Linked DNA regions of Homo sapiens: region 1 is linked to region 2. The links are chromatin loops, found by intact Hi-C in ENCODE. Cell type or tissue: PC-3. All regions are shown on one strand. Links, peaks and the distances in the headings refer to the core of each region. The heading gives the core; the rest is flanking DNA.

What was found. Peaks named below come from ENCODE experiments on the same cell type or tissue, not always from the same donor. Only the 100,000 strongest peaks of a DNase experiment are listed, where the experiment ranks them.
Region 1: it touches region 2 in a loop (5-fold over the local background); 22 of 110 quality-filtered maps call a loop at or near these places.

The regions. Positions count from the first base shown.
Region 1 is chr7:26,670,603-26,682,254 of GRCh38, forward strand. The region is part of intron 11 of SKAP2 (src kinase associated phosphoprotein 2); the gene reads right to left. Among named protein-coding and RNA genes, the nearest start is that of LINC02860, 39 kb to the left of the region's middle. In PC-3, for the core only: no CTCF peak of the experiment used is centred there; a DNase peak (open chromatin) is centred at 4,729; H3K27ac peaks cover 412 bases.
Region 2 is chr7:26,073,558-26,085,209 of GRCh38, forward strand. The region is part of intron 1 of LOC105375199 (a long non-coding RNA gene); the gene reads right to left. Among named protein-coding and RNA genes, the nearest start is that of NFE2L3, 73 kb to the right of the region's middle. RefSeq lists an enhancer at 5,590-5,659. In PC-3, for the core only: a CTCF peak has its summit at 5,485; DNase peaks (open chromatin) are centred at 5,524 and 9,804; H3K4me3 peaks cover 1,027 bases; H3K27ac peaks cover 1,073 bases.

The DNA of each region.
Region 1 (11,652 bases), core at 1,114-9,113, 600 kb after region 2:
AAAATAATTTTTTTTACAATAAACTACTTATTTCTTAAACTTATATGACCTAAAATGATTTAGAATGTTGATAGATGTGTGCCCCTTCTTAAGAAAATCTAATATACACACTTTAACAGATAAATTAGAGAATACGGAAACACTAATAATACCAAAAAACTGCTTAAAAAATAATTCACAAATAGGTTCCTTTAAAATAGTTTCCCTAAGGCATTTATTATTCCTTTATTATTGACCATAAACTACCTTAGATAAAGAATAGGTAGAAGGAATTTAAAGGTGCTGTTAGAGTCACCCTTATAGTGGAAGATCAATAGGAAATAAAAGTATCTCAAGGTATAAAGGCAAAATATTAATCTACCTCTAAAACAGAGTGGTCGATGAGTCACTTTTGCATTTACTTTGCAACTTGAGATAAACAAACCTATACCTCCTTTTCTCCCACTTTTTCCTCCTTTGACAGATACACCACTGCTTTAGGCATTGTGAATACTCCATAACCGGTCTCATATGTCTGCCAGATTGACTAATGTATTTTTATCTCAAATTTATTTATGTGTAGTGAGATACAAACAAAGTAAAATGAATTTCAAGTTTCAAGAATAATATCTTCCAAAAGCAATACTCTTCACAAGCATTGTAGTGCTCAAATTTAATTTTTCATATAAGATAAATTTTCAAAATCAATCCCAAAAGTAATTTAATAGGTTATGATTTTCCAGCATCTGAGTCATAGATAAATGTGCATATGTATATTGAGTTATATGTGGGGAGGGAATGTTAATACTAGTACAGACTTAATATTTGTATTGATTAGTATGCTATTGACCATCAGAAAGGAAAATTATGCAATTCTTTAATACAAATGTAGCATTACATTAGCGTGTATGTATTGATATGTAGTCTATCAATAGAGAGATTATAGGATAAAATCCATAGGCACTTTTTCAAACAGTGGGCAGTATCAGGATTAGGTTTATTGGAAGAACAAAGTGGAGGGGGAGAGGGGAGAAAAGACCACTCCTGCTATTGTTATTCTATTGAGGGCACAGCTCTGGCTTGTGAGGCAGTAAACTCAAGATTTTAAGTTTTAAACTTTTAAAGTTCATTGATAGTGTGAACTTAGTGGACGAAGCTGTATAAGGAACGAGGATACTCTGATGCCCAGAACCCAATGATGGCTATAATCTATGTAGGACATATTTATCAGAAGAAAATACTAACTTACTGAAAGTCATGATTAGCAACGATTATATCTTAATAGGTACCTAATAAAACTACCCTTTTCTATTTTTAAGGCAATGAATACAATTAAAGCCTAATGCTTAAAAAAACACACGTACTTAACGTTCCACAGACTACTGTAAGATTTCAAAGTGGATAATTAACAGGGTAGGTCTGAGTGTTAAAGCTCTTATTCAATGCCAATATAAGATTTTTGAAACTGATTATTTGGAATGAGAAAAGGAACTAGCCCCCTGCTCCCCAGTGACAGACATAGAAAACATTCAGTGAGAAGACATATTATTGGCATAAACTTGCTTCCAGAGAATGGCCCTCAATCTGGGGGTCAATGCTTAGATTCAAATTACAAGACAGAAAGTTATTACTTTATAATATTCTACTTTGGTCATAGTCTATGCTATCAACTAAAGGCATGTTATCATTTTCAAAAAGTTACTCACACCCAAATTTAAGAAATTAGTTCCCAAGAAATCACATCAACAAGGGCAGACTTCACAGTTGAGAGAATTCTGTGCTATGGTAGAACAGGAAGATTTATTAACTAGAAAGCATAGTGGTAAACAGCAGGGAGGAGCTTAATCAACTATAAACAAATCCCTTAAAAGTTATACTCTAGGGAGAAAAAAGGTTTAGACTAAAATAATCTTAAATGCTTCACTTAATTTAAAATAATTGAAAAACATAGGAAACATACACTTGATAAAAATACTCTAAAATATCAGATTTAAATCAGAAAAGGTAAAACTAAAAACCAGAATATTACCTTATATTTGTAAAGAATTGCAAATTATATTCCTGTTTGAAATTAATGCATTATGATCAAATATAGTGAGGTAAAAATACAGGAGGCAAATTTATGGATTTACACTGCAGCCATTAGAGTGTTGACAAGACTGCAAATACAGGAGCTTTTTACTTTTATCATTACTATTCTCTGTATGAGCCTCCTGAGCAACATGAATCCCAATTAAACCATTTGCAGCCTATAAATTGGAATGAAAATGCTTCTTGGAGTACAGTATTCTAAACTTTGGCCTGAACATTCAATATTGTACAAGGTTTCCTTCTGAAAAAGAAAATCTGCCTGTCTATGCCTTTCCTCTTTTCCACCCCCAAACAAATGTGATTATGAATGATATATTACTTACAGTGGAAAATAATGCAACTGATACAATGTTGTTTTGCAGTCCACAAACTAATTATAGTATTGTTCTATAAAGTCACAAGTGGATCATTTAAAAAACAAAAAGGAAAACTCTCAAACTTTATCTTCTTAGCAAACAAAAAATAGACAATCCATACCAGGCTGTTGTCTAAATCTTTGAAATGTTAGGAAGCATCATGTAATCTTTATGGAACACAAGGTTTCAGGTACAAGGAGGTCTGCCATCTGGTATCCTTCACCTATTCAGCTCTTAACATCAGCTGAAATGCTAACATAGGCAAGTGACTGTACTTCAGGAGGACTGATAAAATAATGAAGAGTCCTTTAATCTACAGGAAACCATTCTAGTCAATTTATAAGAAATATTGCATCCCTTTGTAGGACGTGTAATTATTTTCTATTAATCATGTGCTATAAAGCTACATTATGCGGTTATTCTGTTATCACTAGAAAGAGGCCTGCAGTCAGCTTCTGACAATGTTAGGTAATTACTAACACAAAGCTGCTTTCTCCTCCTGCAGTAATGCTATCAAGATCCAGAGGTGTAGTGATGCTTATTGTATAAAAATAGTACTCAAAAGAAATTCAATATCTGCAAAATGGATGGCTTCAAGGCAAAATGTAGTGTGGCAATCAAAGAAGCAAAAAAAAGCCAAACTTGCCCAGTAATCCGAGAAAATAATAGTAAGGCGGTAGTGAATGCTTGTGATCTAACTCCCATGTTTTCAATTTTCATACCATTATAGTCATTTTATTTGTTTTATTTTGTAGTTGAAATTTTAGTCCCCAATTAATATTTATTGAGCAGTAAGAGTGACTGGGTAAGAAGGCAGGAAAAAGGACTAGTTATGATAAAGTGAAACAGAGACTTTATCCAACATAATAGTAATATTTACTCATTAACTAAATCTTCTTTCTCTGCTGGAATATTATTTTACACTTAAATAAGGCCCCAACATTTACTTAAATCTTTTTCAGCACCATGACTGTCATTTATCGAGTATGTTAATCCGCTTTCTGCGAATGATATGGTAAAAGAATGCTGACTTAACAGAAACCTGAAACATTAAAAGATTTAATAATGTACTAACCCTTTCAGAAATTAGTTACCGATGTGTTTGAAAGCAACAGGTGTTTGCAATGTTAAAAAAAATTTGTGTCCTTTTCCAAACATATATCTGTGCTTCAAAACACACCAGCCTTTTGTGAAAATGAAAGTAATTTTATTCACAAAACATAAAATACAGCAAGTTTAAGAACCAATGGACTTGACTGTTGTTTTCCAAGTATTCTTCATTGTGATATCTTTATTCATAAACACTGTAATACTATGAAAACTAGATACCTATTTAAAGTGTATAAATACTTTCATCAAGGCTACCTCTTTAGTCTCTTTTTTATTAACTCCGATTAGAAACTTTGTAAGAATCCTCTCATTTCTCATACATTCATTGTTTCAAAAGGTTATCTTTATAAATGCACAACAGGAACTGTACAACCTCGGCGTTTTACTATTACTATCTATACATTAACTACTTGAATCTTAGATTCCTAACCTGTTAAATGAGGAAACTGACACAATCTCTAAGGACCTCCATGATGTTTGAGCACCACCATTCAGGAACCTGATTGAAGACACTAAGTTCTCTAGTGGTGTACGGAGATCAATCTCATTACTTTGCAATTTACTTTGCAGGTGTGACTTTGAGTTCCTCTAATTCAAAGAATTACTGTTTTTCCTCCTTGCATTGTATACTCCATTTTTAAAGCAAGAGAGACAAAAACAAGGAAGCTGACAGTAAGAATTCTCATAAGAAATTTTAGTTTATATCCCTGAGTCATGCTATAGTTAATTCCAATTTCTACAAAGTTGACAGTTACAATACCATAGAGTAAAACCTGACATTCAGACTGGTGATTCGCAGATAATGTTAGGCAAAGAAGATCATGTCATGCTCAGTAGAGAGTGACTTTGGTATTCAGTGTATGGTATTTTACCTACATGACTCTATTAACTGTTCTCAGGTTCACCCATTCCACTTTATTCTCACTGGCACCACTAATTCAGGCCTTCATCACCTTGCCCTGGATTACTGCATTATCAATGGTGCCTCTCTGTTCTTCCCGGGAACTCTTTTCATCAGTTTACCCTGCTGCTCAAAAACTTACACTAACTCTCCACTGCATTAACTGTAGACTTTAGCTTGTTCCCACCCTGCTGGCAACCTTTTCCTGTCACTGTTCTAGCTGGCACAATACAACCTGCCGCACTACACTCATTCTACCTCTGTATGTAGTGCTTCCTTCCCAGAGACATCTCCTCTCCCTCAGCCAAATCCTGTCCAATGACTAAGACCTGACTCAGCTGTCATGATTTTTTCTCTGAATTAGCTAATCCATATTTATATCTCTCATTTCAAGCTAAGCATTTATTCCTCAGTAGATTTTACGTACATTAGTTTTATTCCTTCAACTAAAATAAAGTACAAACTCATTAAGATCAGAGGAAGGACTTACACTTAATCTGTATGCCTCCCACTGCAGGAGATATAAAAGATGTTCCATAAGTAGGTACTAGATGATTAAATAGACTAAGTCTTCATTTTGGATGATGCACCAGTTGACTATCCTAAATATTTTCTTAAGAAATGTAATTTCCAATAGTAATGTATTTTCTTTTGTGTATATTAGGCATAGTTAAAGAATTGTAGTAGTGACGAAACAAGCATTTGTTCTGAAGCATTCACATGTAGCTGAGTGGGCGATCTGAAGGAGCATGCTGTTCCCACCTGTGGCAGGCTGTTGCCACCATGTTTTCAAATGTACTACATGGGATGTGCCTTGTCTAAAAAGCTTAAATCCCATGTGCAGAAAGAAGGTATTTGTCCACATTGGAACAGGGACCAACTAATTCCAGTTCTTGGAAAAAATGAATTCAGTTTAACTTACTTGTAAGCACTGAAAGAAGTTAAGACAGAATTTTGCAAAGGCAAAAAATAGTATGACAGGTAGAATGGAAAATCTCCTGGTTTTTTCAGCTCCTTATCTTTTTTGTTTATATTTATATTCTTCATTGAGACTCTACAATAGTGCACTTAGGTACTTAATATATATCAATAAGTCTAATTATTATACATTTGGACCCTCACAGAATTCCCTTTATAAAATCTTTTATTATATTTACTATGAAAAGTTTTTGTTGAGGCCAATACCTGCCACTTATGCACTTATTTATGTAAAGTTGTTGAGGCCAGATATTCAGGGCAGAGTCTAGAAATTCATGTAAGAATATTTAAGTAGCCAGTGCTGGGAAAAGCCAAGATCCTTCCTTTATGATTAAAAGAAATTACTAGCTCCCATCTCTCCCTTTTTTGGTTTGGCTGCCAAGAAGTTCAGGGCCAAGGTGGAAGTACAACCTCAGAAACACCATTGTCTTTGGAGGTCTCTGTAGGAGTGGTCCATTTTTCCTTTGGGCTTTTATTTCTTTTTCCCTTATTATGTTGAGCCTCGATTTCTTTACCTATAAAGTGAAGGGCTAGCACTAAGGTCCCCCTCACTCTATGATCCTATCATTCTAAGTTCTTTTAAGAAGTCAGGATTATTTCCTGTTGTTAACTGTATTTTGGTAAAAGCATAGTAAACATCTATCTGCCATACTGTTAACATATTGGGATACAAAAATATTTAAGACACAGTGTCTACCTCAAGAAGTTCAAAGTTTAGACAGAAAGCCAGAGAAACAGGTAATCATTATATTGAATGTTAGGTAAGAGAGGGAAAAAGTTTGTAAAAAGAGAAGCAACTAATCCTACAGCAGGATCTGAGAGACTTTACATAGAAAGTGACAGCTGGGCTGAGACTCCAGAAGGAATAATGAAAGGAGCAATACATGGCAGGCGTGAAGGCCTGCAGAGATAAAAGAATGTGCTGTGTTCAGTGAAGAGTAAGTAGTTGAGAGTGTGGTTAACACACAAGGTACAGGCGAAGATAAGGGAAAAGTGGTGTAAGCTGCTGTAGAAAAACTAGCTTGGAAACATCAGGTTGATTTGGTTTCTCACAGGGTTTCTCTGGCTGCCTACCATTCTCCAAGGTAAGGAAAGAGAAGTGATGGCTCATGCCTGTAATCCCAGCACTTTGGGAGGCCGAGGCGGGAGGATCACCTGAAGTCAGGAGTTCAAGACCAGCCTGGCCAACATGGTGAAACCCTATGTCTACTAAAAATACAAAAAATTAGCCGGGCATGGTGGCAGGAGCCTGTAATCCCAGCTACTTGGGAGGCTGAGGCAGGAGAAATGCTTGAACCCGGGAGGCAGAGGTTGCAGTGAGCTGAAATTGCATCACTGCACCCCAGCCTGGGTGACAGAGCAAGACTCTGTCTCAATAAAAAAAAAAAAAAAAAAAAAGAAGTGATCCTGAATGACTGATGTCTATTGGCTCTATGCTCCCCTTTCATCAATATAGCCATCCACCCCTTTCCATAGCACAGCCGTTCTTCTAGGTTTTATATGTAATAGACACAGAAAATAAGCATTCATATTTGTTAAATGAATAAACTCCATTTATACATAAAGTTCCAGTTCAAGTTCCATTTCCTATGAATCTTTCATTACTTACTTACTCCAGTATTTACTGACTTCCCTTTCTTCTGGGATTCTCCAGGACTACAACACTGATACCCTACATTGTGTTTTATTGCTATTATCTATTTTATGCATTGGTCTTCTCTTCGACTTAATTGCAGTCTCCTTGAATAACAGTTTGTGGCTTTTCTGGATCCTGCTCAAAATAGTACTTTGCATGAGTGTTCACCAAATATTTGTTGATTAGAAAATGAAATAATTTTGACCATCTATACAAGATTTAATTATGTAAAAGATACTGTCAATAACATGGTTCGCTGTTGTTTAGAACTGGGATGTGATAATTACAATTAACCTCTGATATAGAAGAAAAGTTAAAGTCCTAATCAAGTCCCACTTAACCGTAGCAAAGTAGAAAGAGAAAAGGCTTTAGGGTCAGACCTGTATTGATACCTGGAGAAGGCACTTAATAGCTGCGTATCCTCAGATAATTTCCATAATAACCTTACTGCACATCAGTTTCCTAATCTGTAAAATTATAACATCATCTACTTCACAGGGTTATTATATTAATTATATGTGTGAAAGCATATTAAGTACCTAGAACAGGACATTGTAAATGCTCAATAAACACTTTTTCATTCCCTCCCCCACTCCCTGCCCACTAATTGGTATAGCAAAGTATTATGGCAACAACAAAAAAACAGAGTACTTTGGGACGCACTATAAGGCAATCTGATTATTATGAGCAGGTCTCCACCCTGCTCTTCCAAAGAGAATCTTATCTTCTCCCAAAGAGAACAAGTATTTGAGGAATATAACATTTTATTACAATTTTAACTGGTTGTTCTTTTTTTTTTTTTTTTTGAGATGGAGTCATGCTCTGTCACCAGGCTGGAGTGCAGTGGTACAATCTCAGCTCACTGCAACCTCTACTTCCCGGGTTCAAGTGATTCTCCTGCCTCAGCTTCCCAAGTAGCTGGGACTACAGGTGCGCACCACCACGCCCAGGTAATTTTTCTATTTTTAGTAGAGACGGGGTTTCACCATGTTGGCCAGGTTGGTCTCGAACTCCTGACTTCAAGTGATCCTCCTGCCTCGGCCTCCCAAAGTGCTGGGATTACAGGAGTGAGCCACAATACCTGGCATGCTGGTTGTTCCTTGATAGCTGAATACTCAATGAACATCTGTCACTTATCTATAATTTACTAAATATCGACTCTAAAACTTTTCTTAATCAGTAGTCTATCTCTAGTCTCTATGCCTAATGATTTCCCTGGAATATCTAGCTCCATGTTCTAAAGGGATGAGGAAGAAGACATCTCAAAAGAGTGAAAGTATGCTATACACACTGAGGGAGTTCCTCATTTTCAAGGCTGAAATCATGAATTGTTCAACTGAGAATTAAAAAAAATATCAACGTAGTGCTTTTCTTTAAGGTTTTGTTTTGCTGCTGCCAAACTCTTAGTTATTCATGCTGAAGTAAATCACATAGGCCTTACAGGTGGGCTCCTTTCCAAAGCAGCCCCCTCCACTGCCACCTCTGCTCACCTTGCCTCTCTGACACTGCCTTCTGGCTTTTCCTCTACCTGTCAGGCCATTGCAAGGGCTGCAGCTGCCAGCCTGCCTCCTATAAGCACCTTTTGCTTTCATCTGCCAACATTTTTCTGGAATGTTTCCTCCAATTTATGTAAGAGAAAGTAGGGAAGTACTTAAGCATATTGTTCACAAACAGATAACAAGAGGAGTCCTATGAGTAGAACTAGAACATTTTCTGACATGGTGTTGTGTCCATAAACTGCTTTTCACTCCTAGGAGGAGATGGGTACTAAATAGGAGGTTGGCCTGGTTAATGCTTCCAGTGTACTCTAGACCATACATCCATACTGACAGCATACAAACTAAATGTCATCGGAGCAAACAAATGCAAGCACAAATACAAACACTTCTTCTTATCAAAAGGCTATAAAATATAACATTTTGGAGCTAGCTTAGTGTCAACAATGCATGTCCCACATTCAGATATCCTAGTTACTCTGCAGCAGTTGGCCACGCTATTTGTGGCATACTGGGTCATACGGTTACAAATGAAAAACTAAGACAGCTAAAAAGTAACTTATTTCCCTCTGCCAATAAAGCTCAACAAGACTTTCATTTCATTTATTAACATAGGTTTGAAGCCAAAAAAAGCCATAGTAACTTAACCTTTACATTCTTACAATGAGAAGCAAATGGTCAATGACAGTCACAATTCACCAATCACTGGAAAAAGTCAACCAAACAGATATAAAGGGAGGTACTGCTTGAAACTCCAACCAATATACACCAAAAAGTACCCTTTTATTTTATATTGGTGACCACAGTCTTAACCTACATTTCCTGTGTTTGACTTAATAAAAAGTTTCTCAAAGGCTGCAAAGCTAGTCGCATATGCCCTAGACTAGATAAAATATTCCAGAATTCTTAACTCTCATTTTTCTTTTAATATCAAAGTACTGTGCCTCTTTTCTGAAGTATAGCTTGTCTGTTATTAAATCTCTAAAAATAGTTTATTGCTTTAAAAGTAAGTATAGCAATGTGGTTTGCAAATTAATGATGAGTACAGATTGAAAGATAAACTAATAGAGGATAGAAATCCAGAAGAGCAAGATAGAATAACATAACCAAAAAGGCATTTGGGACCTCAGAATATACCTATTGCTATATAATCTGGATCCTGCTATTAAAATGATAAAATTTCAAAAACATGGTTCTAGGAAAATACTGTTAGCTATAATATTATGTTCCTGTTTTATTTAGTGGTAATAAAAATGAAATGAAAACTAACAAAAATATTTAGCATTATTTTAAACAACCCAATTTCTTAAGGAAATACAGGTTTTCTATCTCAAATATGATTTTCCCCCATCAAATGAATCTGAAACCAATTGTTAATTCACTAACAATACAACTGTCATTAAAATCACAAATTCTGCTTTCATCAGTCATTATAAATTTGATCCATTTTTTAAGAGAAAAAAGAGATTTCCAAATCTCCACTGAACTACTGAAGCTTTTAATTTTAACACATAAAAAAACAGCAGCAACCCTATGTGAATAGAAGTATAAAGCAAAAAGTACTGGCTTGCCTTTTAAGGCAGGCGGTGTTTAGATTTATTATTAGTGAGGTTCAAAGGTGAAACCTAAGGAAATGCTGGACACTTTGAAGGAGGGGCTATCTCAGCCAGGGGTCACATGATAGCTGCTAATTGGAAAATGTTAAAAAGGGAAGGAGGAAGGGCACAGTATCTGCCTACTCTTCTTTCTTTATTGCAACATTTGATTTGCACCAGAAGAAAAAAAAAAATAAAGGCTTAGATTTGTATAACTTTCAAAAGAGGCCTAAAATAAATAAATCACCCCCAGGTTGACTGAGCACAGCTAACATTCCATCAAGGCTTTCTTGCAAAACAGAAAATAATATATTGAATTTTTAAATAAAACTATATTTCTGTAGTGATTTTTAAATGAAAACAACCTAATCCCCAAGCTAGTTAAATGTTTTTCTGCCATTACATTTACAAAATTAAAACACTTGCCGGGTGCAGTGGCTCATGCCTCTAATCCCAGCACTTTGGGAGGCCGAGGCGGGCAGATCACCTGAGGTCAGGAGTTCGAGACCAGCCTGACCAGAGAACAGTGAAACCCCATCTCTACTAAAAATGCAAAAATTAGCTGGGTGTGGTGGCACACTCTCAGCTACTTGGGAGGCTGAGGCAGGAGAATCGCTTAAACCTGGGAGGCAGCGGTTGCGGTGAGCCGAGATCGTGCCATTGCACTCCAGCCTGGGCAACAGAGTGAGACTCCATCTCAAAACAAACAAACAAACAAAAAACAAAATTAAAACACTCTTCATTATAATGCATGGGATTTTATTTCTTGTTTTGCCTAAATGTTTATTTATATTGAAAGTATGCATCTTTTCTTAAACTATTTTATGTTGCCTTTTTAAAGAATATTTTCAGAACTGACACACTTTTAGAAGGTAAATCAAACAGTGATAATTTGGTATTTCAAATTATAAATGAGTCCATTACTAAAAGAAAGCTGCATATCTTTAAAATCTTTTAAATGGTCTTATTTATTATTAACAGACAAGTCATGGCATTAATTTCTTTACAAAGTACACATTTCCTGTATCTCTACAAATACTATTTTAGAATCCTTAAAATGTATTCTTCCTTATATATACAATTTCTATATTTAATTCAGAATGATGAACAAAGTTTTTCATGATTAATGCTAATATTTTATTGACATGGAATAGGAAAGTAATAACCCATAGCTGGATTTAAAGTTGAATTTATGACACCATTTTGATTGTGTACAACAGCTGCAATTACCTGCACCACTCATTCTGAGCCACTAGATGGCGTAAAAAAAAACAGAAAGGTAAAATTTCATCCCATCACCACAAAATCTTAATATAACTCTGAGAAACTCAATTAAACACACTGCGAGGCACCTAAAAATGCTAGTGGTTTCTATACTAATTGTACTTAATTTGTAATAATATCAAGCATTCAAAATTGCAGTTATTCACATATTAAATGAATTTATGGTATTAACTTACAGTCTGAGTTTGCCAAAGTTTCAATAAAACTGGAAGGCCAAGTCAATAAA
Region 2 (11,652 bases), core at 2,051-10,050:
ATATCAGGAACCGGAAACACACATTCAAGCTTGTGGAGGAGAGTGACAGAATGTTCTGCGGGTCTCGAAACTTCCAAGGCCGGTAGGGATCAGAAACTCTTAAATTCTTGAAATTTAGTATCCATCATAAAATATGTGGAATTGTTAATGAATTATAACAATTATACTTCTTTCTCTGATAGAATGTGTAATTTACTAATCAAATATAATATTAACTTTTAGCATGCCCATGAGTTTTAATAAATAATCCCCAATATAGTGATTTTATTTTTATTTACTTATCTATTTTATAAAAACAGGGTCTCCTTCTGTCACCCAGGCTGGAGTGCTGTGGTGCAATCATAGCCTTGAACTGCTGGGCTCAAGTGACCTTCCCACCTCTGCCTCCCAAGTAGCTAGTATAGGCATGTGCCACCACACTTGGCTAATGTTTAAAAATTGTTTCTAGACATGGGGTCTCACTGTGTGCCCAGGATGGTCTCAAATTCCTGGCCTCAAGCGATCCTCCCTCCTCAGCCTCCAAAAACACTGGGTTTACAGGAGTGAGCCACCGTGCCCAGCCAACATAGTGATTTTAATAAGATAAGTATTTTATTTGACTTAAACAGTAAATGTTTTGGTCCAGAGTCCTGATAAACTGATTAGTATTTCTGAAAGATGCATGCTGCCCATCTTCATTAAATGTGATAGCATGAAGACAGAATTTTATTTAAGCCAAATGAATTGCTGTTTTGTTTTGTTTTGTGTTGTTTTTGAGACATAGTCTCATTCCATCACCCAGGACTACAACCTCCACCTCTTGGGTTCAAGTGACTCTGATGCCTCAGCCTCCCCAATAACTGGGCTTACAAGCGCACACCACTATGCCCGGATAATTTTTGTATTTTTAGTAGAGATGAGACTTTACCATGTTGGCCAGGCTGGTCTTGAACTCCTGGGCTCATGTGATCTGCCCGCCTCAGCCTCCCAAAGTGCTGAGATTAGAGGCATGAGCCACTGCACCTGGCCATTTGAATTGATTTTTTTAAATTCAAAAATATCTAATCTGTTAGCTCAAAATTTATTTTAATAACCCCAAAATCTATGTCCAGTTTCTCCAAGATGAAGGCAATAACAAAAGGAACCCACACTGTCAAATTATGGCTATCTGCACTCAGAAAAGAGAAATATTTTTAGTTGCCAACTGAAGACATTGCATGGAGCAAAAATTATAGGTCAAAAGAGAGAAGAGCAAATTAAATAATAAGATGCATTTGTTTGAACTTCATCCTCATTCCTTTTTTAAAACCTACTTATCAGAGAAAGGTAGGGTTTAGATTTATTTCCTAACTACTACATTAATAGATACCCTAACACTTTCCTGATCAGTTTTATGAATTGATTAATAAGGCAATCATGGTTTGGGAAAGCTTTTATATGCCACCTGATATTGATGCCATCTATAAAAAGACAACCAACCGAGCACCTGATATCCAGTAAAGGCAGGTTCAAAAATTGCAGTCTTAGAAAGATAATGGAGTGACCATGACCTCAAGTACTTTGAGCCAAATAGCAACTGTCAACTCCTGATAGCAGTATTTGACCTCAGAGGCACGTGACAGCAACCAACCTGAAACAGCCATTTTCTCAAATTCTGTTAAGGATAATAAACCATGATAGGGGAAATCACCTGCCCTAGTAAGGAAACCTCTTGTAATCAATGACCTAGAAACGGGCACCATGATTTGAGCAGAAAGCAGGTGGAGGAACTGCGGGAATGTGCTGCTTTATATTGAGGGTCCACTAGATTTTGGCACGGTTGTTTTTGTTGTAGTTATTTTGCTTTGTTTTGATCATTTTTAGTTCATCTCCTGAAAAATCTCAACATACATAAAAGTAGACAGAACAGCATGATAAGCCACCATCTACCGACCAGGCAGCTCCAACAATTACCAAGGCAGTGGTGCCACTCTCGTTCCCTCTATACTCAGACATCATATCATCTCATCCGTAAATTTGAAATAAATATTTAAGTGCATATTTCTAAAATATTTACATACACATTTCTAAAAATAAAGACCTTTTAAAAACCAATCCAAAACCATTATCACTACTAAAAAAAATTGACCAGGTGTGGTGGCTCATGCCTGTAATCCCCGCACTTTGGGAGGCCATGGCAAGCAGATTGCCTGAGAAAAGACCATCCTGGGCAACAGAGTGAGGTCCTGTCTCAAAAAGAAAAAAAAAAACAAAAAAGACGACTAAAAATTAACCATAAGTCTTTAATTGTATCAAGTGTCCAGTCAATGTTTACTTTTCCCAGTTGTCTCCTAAATGGACCTGTCCACATGTGGCAGTTGGCTGCCATCCCATTGACATTATTTTAATCTGAGGTTCCCTCCCCACACACTTTTTCTGGCTATTCCCTTACTGAAGACATTGAGTCATTTGTTCTAGGGGTTCCCACGTTCTGGGCTGTGCCGCCTGTGCCCTATTGTTTTCTGAGAAGTGGTAGTTACACGGAGGCTTGAATAGATATGGGCTTGATGTTTTGACAGGACAGCTTTACTGGAGGGGTCATGTTCCTCCACCAGAAGTGCCATGTCTCCTTTCATGATGTTATTGGCCATTATGATCAATGGGCTCTGATAATATAATATAAGCTGTTAGAAGAAAACCATTGAACCAAAACATTCAGAAGGTTTTGTTTAAAAAAAAAACACACTAAAATCCTTTTTCTCTGTGGTAGGCACTGTGTTTTCCTGCACATAGCACCTCATTTAATCATTCTAACACCCTCATGAGGTGCTGATGGGAGCAGATTTGAACCCAGCCAGTGAGCCTCCAAAGCTCATTCTCTTAGCTACCACAGAAGCAGATCGCCTTGAGAGTCTTATCTTATGGGCCGGCTGCAAAGGAGAAGCCCCTTTTGACTTAGGTAGCATGAATAACTGAAAGAGGTAGAAGTGAAGCAGTAACCAAAAAAATGGTTGAATCTTAAAACACAAGGTATACATTCCTATAAGACTGATCAAAACACCAAGTGGGCCAGACACGGTGGCTCATGCTTGTAATCCCAGCACTTTGGGAGGCCGAGGCAGGTGGATCACCTGTGGTCAGGAGTTGGAGACCAGCTTGGCCAACACAGCTTAACCCCGTCTCCACTAAAAATACAAAAATTAGCTGGGTGTGGTGGCAGGTGCCTGTAGTCCCAGCTACTTAGGAGGCTGAGGCAGAAGAATTGCTTGAACCTGGAAGGCAAAGGTTGCAGTGAGCCAAGATAATACCACTCCAGCCTGGGCAACAGAGAGAGATTCCGTTTCAAAAAGTGACTGTTTATTAACTGGCGAACGCAATCATCTGAAGGGCGTGTCATCTGACAGAGGAGGCAAGTTGGACTGCAGTCACAGTGTCATCTTGGTACAGGCATGGAAACAGAGGCTGAGGAGGTCCCAGACAACCTTCATCAAATAGGGCTGAAATAGCACTCCGAATGTCACCAAAGTGAGTAGAAGCCATGATGCTCTGTTTAAAGTTTGCTCTGCCCTTTGCTCAAATCAACTTAGAGTTATGTTACCCACTCTTGGTGGGAAGGGTTGCCAAAATTAGAGTCATTTCATTAATCTCCCAGGCCAGGGAGAGGTGGTTATATATCACTCCAGGTTACGTTGGCAGCAGGATAATCATTGCATTTCCGTAGTGCATAAAGCAGTATTTCTTTCCATTCATTTGCTATCAGAGTCTCTATAAAAACACCTTAGAACTAAAATATGTTTCTCGGTCCTTTAGATTTTAACAAGACTTCCTTCAAGACGAATATTTTTGAAAAATTCCAAAGTATGAAAAGTATGGAAGCTTCATTTCAAAGGACATCTCTAAACAAATTTTTTAAATTAATATTTTTACAAAATGATTGTCTCATTCCTAACAGGGGAAGGCACCTTGTGATTAAAAGGAAGAAGAAGAGAGGGAAAGGGAGAAGGAAAGATGGAACACAGGAAGAAGAAAGGAAGGAAGGGAAGGAAGGAGGAAGGGAGGGAAGGAGGGAGAGAGGGAAAAAATGGCTTAAAATATTTAGAATGTATTTAGAATATTTTTATTACAGTATTTAGGGAATTTAAATGTGTCAAAAACAAAATAAAACTGAGAGAAACCAAAATTAAGTATGTAGGTAGAAAGTGATGTTTTGTCACTAAATGTATTTTTGAAAATAAAATCGGGGGCCGGGCACGATGGCTCAGTGCTGTAATCCCAGCCCTTTGAGAGGCCGAGGCAGGCAGATCACTGGAGCCCAAGAGTTTGAGACCAGCCTGGACAACAGGGTAAAACCTCGTCTCTACAAAAAATACAAAGAAAATTAGCCGGGCGTAGTGGTGCATGCCTGTAATCCCAGCTACTTGGGAGGCTGTGGCATGAGGATTGCTTGAGCCTGGGAGGCAGAGGTTGCAGTGAACTGAGATAGCACCACTGCATTCCAGCCTGGGTGACAGAGTGAGACTCTGTCTCAGAAAAGGAAAGAAAAGAGCCAAGCAAATTTAAAATTTCTTCTTCCTAGATCTTTCTCTCTCAGTTCACTGTAAATCACTGTGTATTTGTTTAGGATTCTAAATAGACCATAGGTAATTTATAAGTTCTCATGGAATCTTCTGAACTTTTTTAATGGTGTTTACCAACAAGAAACTGTGTCATATAGTAGAGATTTCTGTAAGCTGTCCTCTGAAACAGTATTCCTTCCCAATTACTTTTTAAAACAATGTGAAATCCATTATGTTTGATACAAAAAAAAAATTCTAAAAAATTGAGTGAGGTATTAAAAAAAAAAAAAAGATCTATGGCCAGGAGCAGTGGCTCACACCTATAGTTCTAACACCAGGAGGCTGAGGTGGGAGGATCCATCGTGATCAGGAGTTCAAGACCAGCCTGGGCAACATAGGCAGACCCTCCCCACCTCCCCCACATCTCAACTAAAAAAAAAAGTAGCCGGGCATGGTGGCACACACACCTGCAGTCCTAGTTACTTGGGAGGCTATGGTGGGAGGCTTGCTGGAGCCAGGGAGTTCCAGGCTGCAGTGATCTGTGATCTCACCATTGCACTCCAGCCAGGGCAACAGAGCAAGATCCTGTCTCAAAAAAAAAATTAAAATTTTCTTAAAAACTAGCAACAAGATCTAGAAGTGAATGTACTGTAAAATAAAAATCAGAGTAAGGGAATAAAGTCAAGAGACTTGCGCTATCATCATTTTACAGCTGTTACTGGCAGGAATAAATTGTTTACATTGCCCAGTTCCACATCTTTGATTCTTCCAGCTCACATAACTCATTATTTTACAAGGTGTTTCTGTAACAACTCACTAAACAGTAGTCCTTGCAAACAGTTCTGCTGCTCTGTAATCCAAGATTTTGGATAACATAATTTTAACATAAACATAATTTCAATAAAACTAAAGAGCTCTTTACTGTGCACTGAACAAACTACTCAGGCAGTAGAGGTCTCGCCAACAATGCAACAGACAAAGCAAAGCCGGGATGGCTCAGGCAGGGGGCGCGCGGATCACTCACTGCAGACAAAGGGAGAAGGACCCGACGCGCCCACACCGCCCGCGCATGCCCTGTGCCCGCGGGATCAGGTGTAGCGGGGTAACAGTTGAAAGCGCACAGACAGCTGGAGTTAGCTGGAGTAGCCCTGCTACTCAAGCTGTGTGGTTTGGGGCAAGTTGAGTAATCCTTCTTAGCCTCGGTTTTCCCATCTGCCGCATGAAGAAAATGCCACCTTGCAGAGTTACTGTGAGGACTAAAGAGATAACCCACATACATCTTCTTAGTTCTGCTGTCGATGCTCAATAATAAATGGTATCTGTTATTACCATATGCCATCCCAGCTCCCATCATCATCCCCAATAGGCAAGGGACATCACCACAGTGACACAGCTGTGCTTAGACCAAGGATGCAGAGAATTAAATGGAAATAAATTGAAATAATACCCATCCCTCTTTAGATGCTCTTCTAGAATTTGGGCTGTCTGGAAGTGGGCTACTGTAAGTGGGTTATCCACTCATGTGCCTAATCCTGCCTGTGTATTCAAGGCTCCCTTCCTCTGTTCAGGCAAGAATAGAAATTGGAATCTGTGAGTAGTAAGTGAAGACGAGTCTAGAAAAAGCAGCATGGGGTGAATGGAGCCACCACACTGTTCAGTGGCAGAAAGTCTGAATAGACAGCTCCAAGCTCAGAACCATCCACAATTTCATTATTAGGCTTAACATTCTGTGTTAATCAATCCATCCTAAAACCCCCACCTCTGAGGCAGACACAGAGGCCAAATATAACACAACCCACATACCATCCAATTCAGGATGTTGTTCAAATATTGATGAGTTTCAAACCCTCTAACAATATAAAGTATTATAAGCCACATCTAAAAACCAAACTTGACCTTGGAGGGAGAAAACAGCCAAAGACAGATATGTATTATATAAATTTCCTTTCTGAAGCTACAGGGAAATGTCAAATCATCACAGTTTATTTATTTTACTTTTTTTCTTCCCCAAAAAAGGAAAAGGAAAATTCTGGAATTTAAAAAATCAAAGAGAATAAAAATACAACAGTACATTCTATTGTTCTCCAGGTCCAAAAGTACATGCATATACTTAGCTGGCGAAAGAAAGAAAGGAAGGAAGGAAGGAAAGGAGGGAAAGAAAAGAAAAGAAAAGAAAAGAGACTTTGACAAAGAAAGGCATTTCCCTGGGAATATTCTACCTCTGGGAGGACAGTGGTCAGGCATTTCTTCTATCTTGCTATTCCTTGAGCACAGTCCTGCCAAATATCCTCCTTTCACCATTTGCAGTTACCATGAGAAAACCACAGAGAAAGCTCTGGACAGCCATGGAGTCTTAGCTGGATCTACAATAAAAGGAGTCAGGTACCCTCCCACCTTCCCAGAAAGACTGTGCTGGGGCTCAGAAAACAACACCCCAAAATGAAGCCCTCAGCAGCAGCCTCAGAAGCAAATGATTTTCTCTGACCTTCTCTTGCCCTCCTGTCTCTCAGTCCCATTCTCCTCGGAGGCTAGCCATAGAAACCAGAAGCCTTTTCCAAAGCCAGCCATAAAACCTAAAAATATTAGTTTAACTTTCCCTCCACCCTATCTGTATAAAAACTGGCCATATGGGCTGGGCACGGTGGCTCATGCCTGTGATCCCAGCACTTTGGGAGGCCAAGGCGGGAGGATCACTTGAGGTCAGGAGTTCAAGACCAGCCTGGCCAACATGGTGAAACCCCATCTCTACTAAAAATACAAAAATTAGCCAGGCGTTGTGCCTCACGCCTGTAGTCCCAGCTACTGAAGAGGTTGAGGCAGAAGAATTGCTTCAACCCGGGAGGCGGAGGTTGCAGTGAGCTGAGATCGTACCACTGCACTCCAGGCCGGGCAATAGAGCAAGGCTCTGTTTCAAATAAATAAATAATAAAAATTAAAACTGGCCATAAATAAATAATCTGACCTACCCTGTTTGATAGTAGGTCATAAGACCCCCATTCCAGAGAGGGTCCTGCCCCACACCCAGAAGGAAGAAATGTGCGCTCAGAGAGGCCAGGGAGAATCTAGACAGGCAGCTCTTGCTGGGCTTCCCCACTCATTCTATTAGACTTAGATCTATGCTTTTCCTCCAATCATATTCCCATATGGCTGTCCATATTTTGTTGAACCTAAGCATAAAAATGGACAATTTCCCCTGTATCTTTGAGTCTTCATGCTGAAGGCTCCTGTGAATGCACGTTAAATAAGCGTATATGCCTTTTCTCCAATTAATCAACCTGCCTCATCTCAGTGATTTTCAGCAAACCTTTACAGGACCAAGAGCCTTGGCCCCCACAACTATGACATGGGATAAAAGTAAACTTCTACATGCAGATGAATTTGGTAGGCTCAGAAACATATACATAATTAACACAAGATTAAGTGTCCGTAATGGATATTTGGGGAGGGGGCAGAGGGAAAACAATCATAAGACACAGGAAAGCTCAGGGATATAAAACAGCTCAGGGAACACGTGCCCCTTTGAGAAGGCAACTTTCTGCTTCTCTGCTGTGTCCGGGAGTTCAGAGTCTCAACCACATACAGTTCTTAAGGACCACCTGATACAACTGAAAAGACCTTGGAGCTGATGCAACCTCTTCCCACGGGGTGCCTGCCACAGAGATGAGTGCCTGGAGTGGCTGTCACCTCCAGGGAACTCTGAGTGGGCCAAGGAAGGAAGTCATCCCCTCCTCCATTCAACTCATTAATCACAGCTGTTAGGTAAAGAGCCCCTAGGGGTTCCCACAGTATAGCAATAGCCTTTCCCTACCTACAGCCAAGCCTAGTCCAAAGGTCTTGGAGGCCCTGGGGCTCTTGGTCAGGGCCAGCCTCCCAGGCTCTGTTCAGTATGACTGTAAGAGTGATAAGAATCTCTCTGCGCAAAAGTTCCTTCTTCCACACCCCCCAAATGCACAACACCCATCTTCCCAGGCTAAATGCTCCAGAGTTCTATCTTTGAATTGCCCTGTCCAGAAACCTCCTTTAAAATGCAAATACACATAATAGAGATTTTGAAAAAGCACTTTAGCTTATACCAGTTCTCTAAGGAGATAGGAGGCTGGGGGAAGAGGCAGGAAGGAAAACTGCCTAGGAAGGGGCAGTCTAAGTAGGGGTCCAGGAGAGGCGCTGAGCAACCCAGGAGAGCAGGCTGACTCTGAGGTTGAAGGGGGGATTCAGTGGAAAGTGATTTCTTTAAAAAGGAACATCCAGCGTGAGACTTAGACCCTGGCTAACGTCCAGAAGGATCTAGAATAGGATGGGGAGTCCTCTTACAGTGATCATTTCATTCTCGCATAATTTGTCCTATTTTCAATGATCTAGATCAGGGCTTGGCAATCTATGGCCTGCAGCCAAGTCTGGTCCAGCATCTGTTTTGTACCTATAAGCTAAAAATGGTTTTTACCTTTTTAAATGATGGGAAATCAAAAGAAAAATAATATTTCATGACAAAAAAATTATGTGAAATTCACATCTTACTGCCCATAAGCAAAGTTTTATTGGAACAGAGTCATGCCCATTCTTTTACATGTTGTCTATAGTTGCCTTCTGCTGTAAGATATTTCCACAAAGCCTAAAATATTTACTGCCTGGCCCTTTACAGAAAAAGCATCTGAATCCATGATCTAGATATTGGTTAAGAAGATGTGCTTTGTGGCCAGTGTTCTGGGTGGAAGCTGTGCCACTTAACTCCTCAGGCAAGTCCCTTAATTTCTTCATCTGTAAAATGAGGACAAGTCCTTGTAGAATTAGGGTAAGAACTAAATAAGTGTTTGAATAAATAAATGTTCGGCACAGGGTCTGGTGCATAGTAAGTGTTCAATAAATATTAGCTGTTATTATGTTTTAATGTGATTAGACACTGACGCATAATCTTATTCTTCCACACTTCCCTGTCCCCCATTACAAGTTAGAATAATACATCTTGTTCCTGAATAAGACTGGAAAGTAATCCACTTTGGTATGGCCATGACTACCAAAAGATTTCAGAAAAATATTAAATAGCAAGAGTTGACAATCATTTTGCATCAAGCTCTAACCTCTAGAAGGTCTATTTCCCATGATTTAAGTAAAAGCAAGTACATTATCTTAAAACCACTTTAGCAGAAAAAGTTAATTAGGCAGAGAGTTGATGTGACTCACAATAATTCTGATAAAGTTACATAGGCTCAGGCAACAGGAGCTGAAATGAATCACGGCTTGTAGAGCTCCCTCACTGTGGTGAAAGCAACCAACTGGAAGTTAAGTACCTTGGGTAGAATCTTGTGCTTTGATTCAAGAATTTCCAGTTTTTTAAGCTGCTCATTAGTGTCATCTGAGGCGTCTTTGAGGGATCAAGTTACAGAATAATCACTGGAAGGAACAAAGATTAGAGTGCCTTAAGGGTAAAAAGAGAAAGGGAGGATGATGGAGGGGAAGAAATGAAGGGAAGGGTCAGCTCCTAGCACAGGCGGCGTGGTTATACTGCCCTCAACCAGATGCTGACCTGGCGCAGATCACCAAATGCTACAACATGTGAGAAACACAAGGTAATGATCCTTGTTTTCCAAGCTTCTAGGCTTTGGGTTAAAATAAGAAGGCAAGAAACAGAATTCTAAGTACCTGGGTCAGCCAACAAAATAATAATAGCTACCATCTCATGAATTCATACAATAAATGAGCCAGGCAGTCTGCTAAATAATTTGTGTGCATTACCCAATCCAGTTACATAGGGTTTCTTAGCTCCATTTTACAGATGGGAAATTGAGGATTAGGAAAATCAAATAACTTTCTACAACTTACACAGCTAGTGAGCATAAAAGCTGTAATTTTTTATTTATTTATTTTATTATTATTATTTTTGAGATGGAGTCTTGCTCTGTCGCCTAGCCTGGAGTGAAGTGGGGTGATCTCGGCTCACTGCAACATCTGCCTCCCGGGTTCCAGCGATTATCCTGCTTCAGCCTCCCGAGTAGCTGGGATTACAGGCCCCCGCCACCGCACCCGTCTAATTTTTATATTTTTAGCAAAGATGGGGTTTTGCCATGTTAGCCAAGCTGGTCTAGAACTCCTGACCTCAGGTGATCCGCCCACCTCGGCCTCCCAAAATGCTGGGCTGACAGGCATGAGCCACCACGCCCGGCTGCCAAAAGCTGGAATTTTTAAAATGTAAAGTTTTAAACTAGACAATACATGCACACATTACTAAACTCAAAAGGTCTCTAGTGAAAAATAAGCAAATCTCCTTTTCTCTCTCCATGGAGGAAGTCGCTACTACTAGTTTCTCTTGGATTCATCCAAAGAAATTCCATGCATTAACAAACATGTGTGTACATGTTCTTTCACTCACAAATGGTAGCAAAATACACTGTCCTGTAACTTGTTTCTCCCCCTCAAACTTTAGTAAGATTTTTAAGAGACCTTTCCGCGTCTGCATATGTAAAGCTGAAACTTGATTCCGACTACCCAGCACCAAAACTGTGCTGATAACCATTTTGCTATATCACCTCTGGGCACCCCCAACCTTTTTGCTACATCACCTCTGGACGCCTGTGGGGAGGTTAACAGAAGGCACTGGTGCTAAACTCAGGGTATGAGCTTCAAGGGGGAGTTCTCATTGAGCTGCTGCTCTTCTTAGGGCATGGAGGTAAACCCAAAGAGGGACGAGACCTAGTCCTTCCCCTCCATTCATTTGGAGTTAAGACGCGTAGGCCTAATTTCAGTCATGAAAGCAGAGAGTTGCACAGTACAGTGTCCATGGGGTTCAGGGAAAGAAATCTTGGAAGGTGAGAACTGTTCAGAAAGGAAGTTGGGAAGCCCGGGTGGAAAAGGAATGGCATGAGGAAAGGAAAGCCAGTAGCTGGGGGATGTGTTTGGAGGACCCATGAGGAAGATGTAGCCAGGTCAAGTGGAACCAGCTTTGCAGGCGTCCCTCAAAGACGCTTCAGATGACACTGGGTAGTCTGATTCAAGTTTCAGCTCTACATATGCGGATGCAGAAAGGTCTCTAAAAAATCTTATTAAGGGCCGGGCGTGGTGGCTCATGCTTGTAATCCCAGCACTTTGGGAGGCCGAGATGGGCAAACCACCTGAGGTCAGGAGTTCGAGACCAGCCTGGCCAACA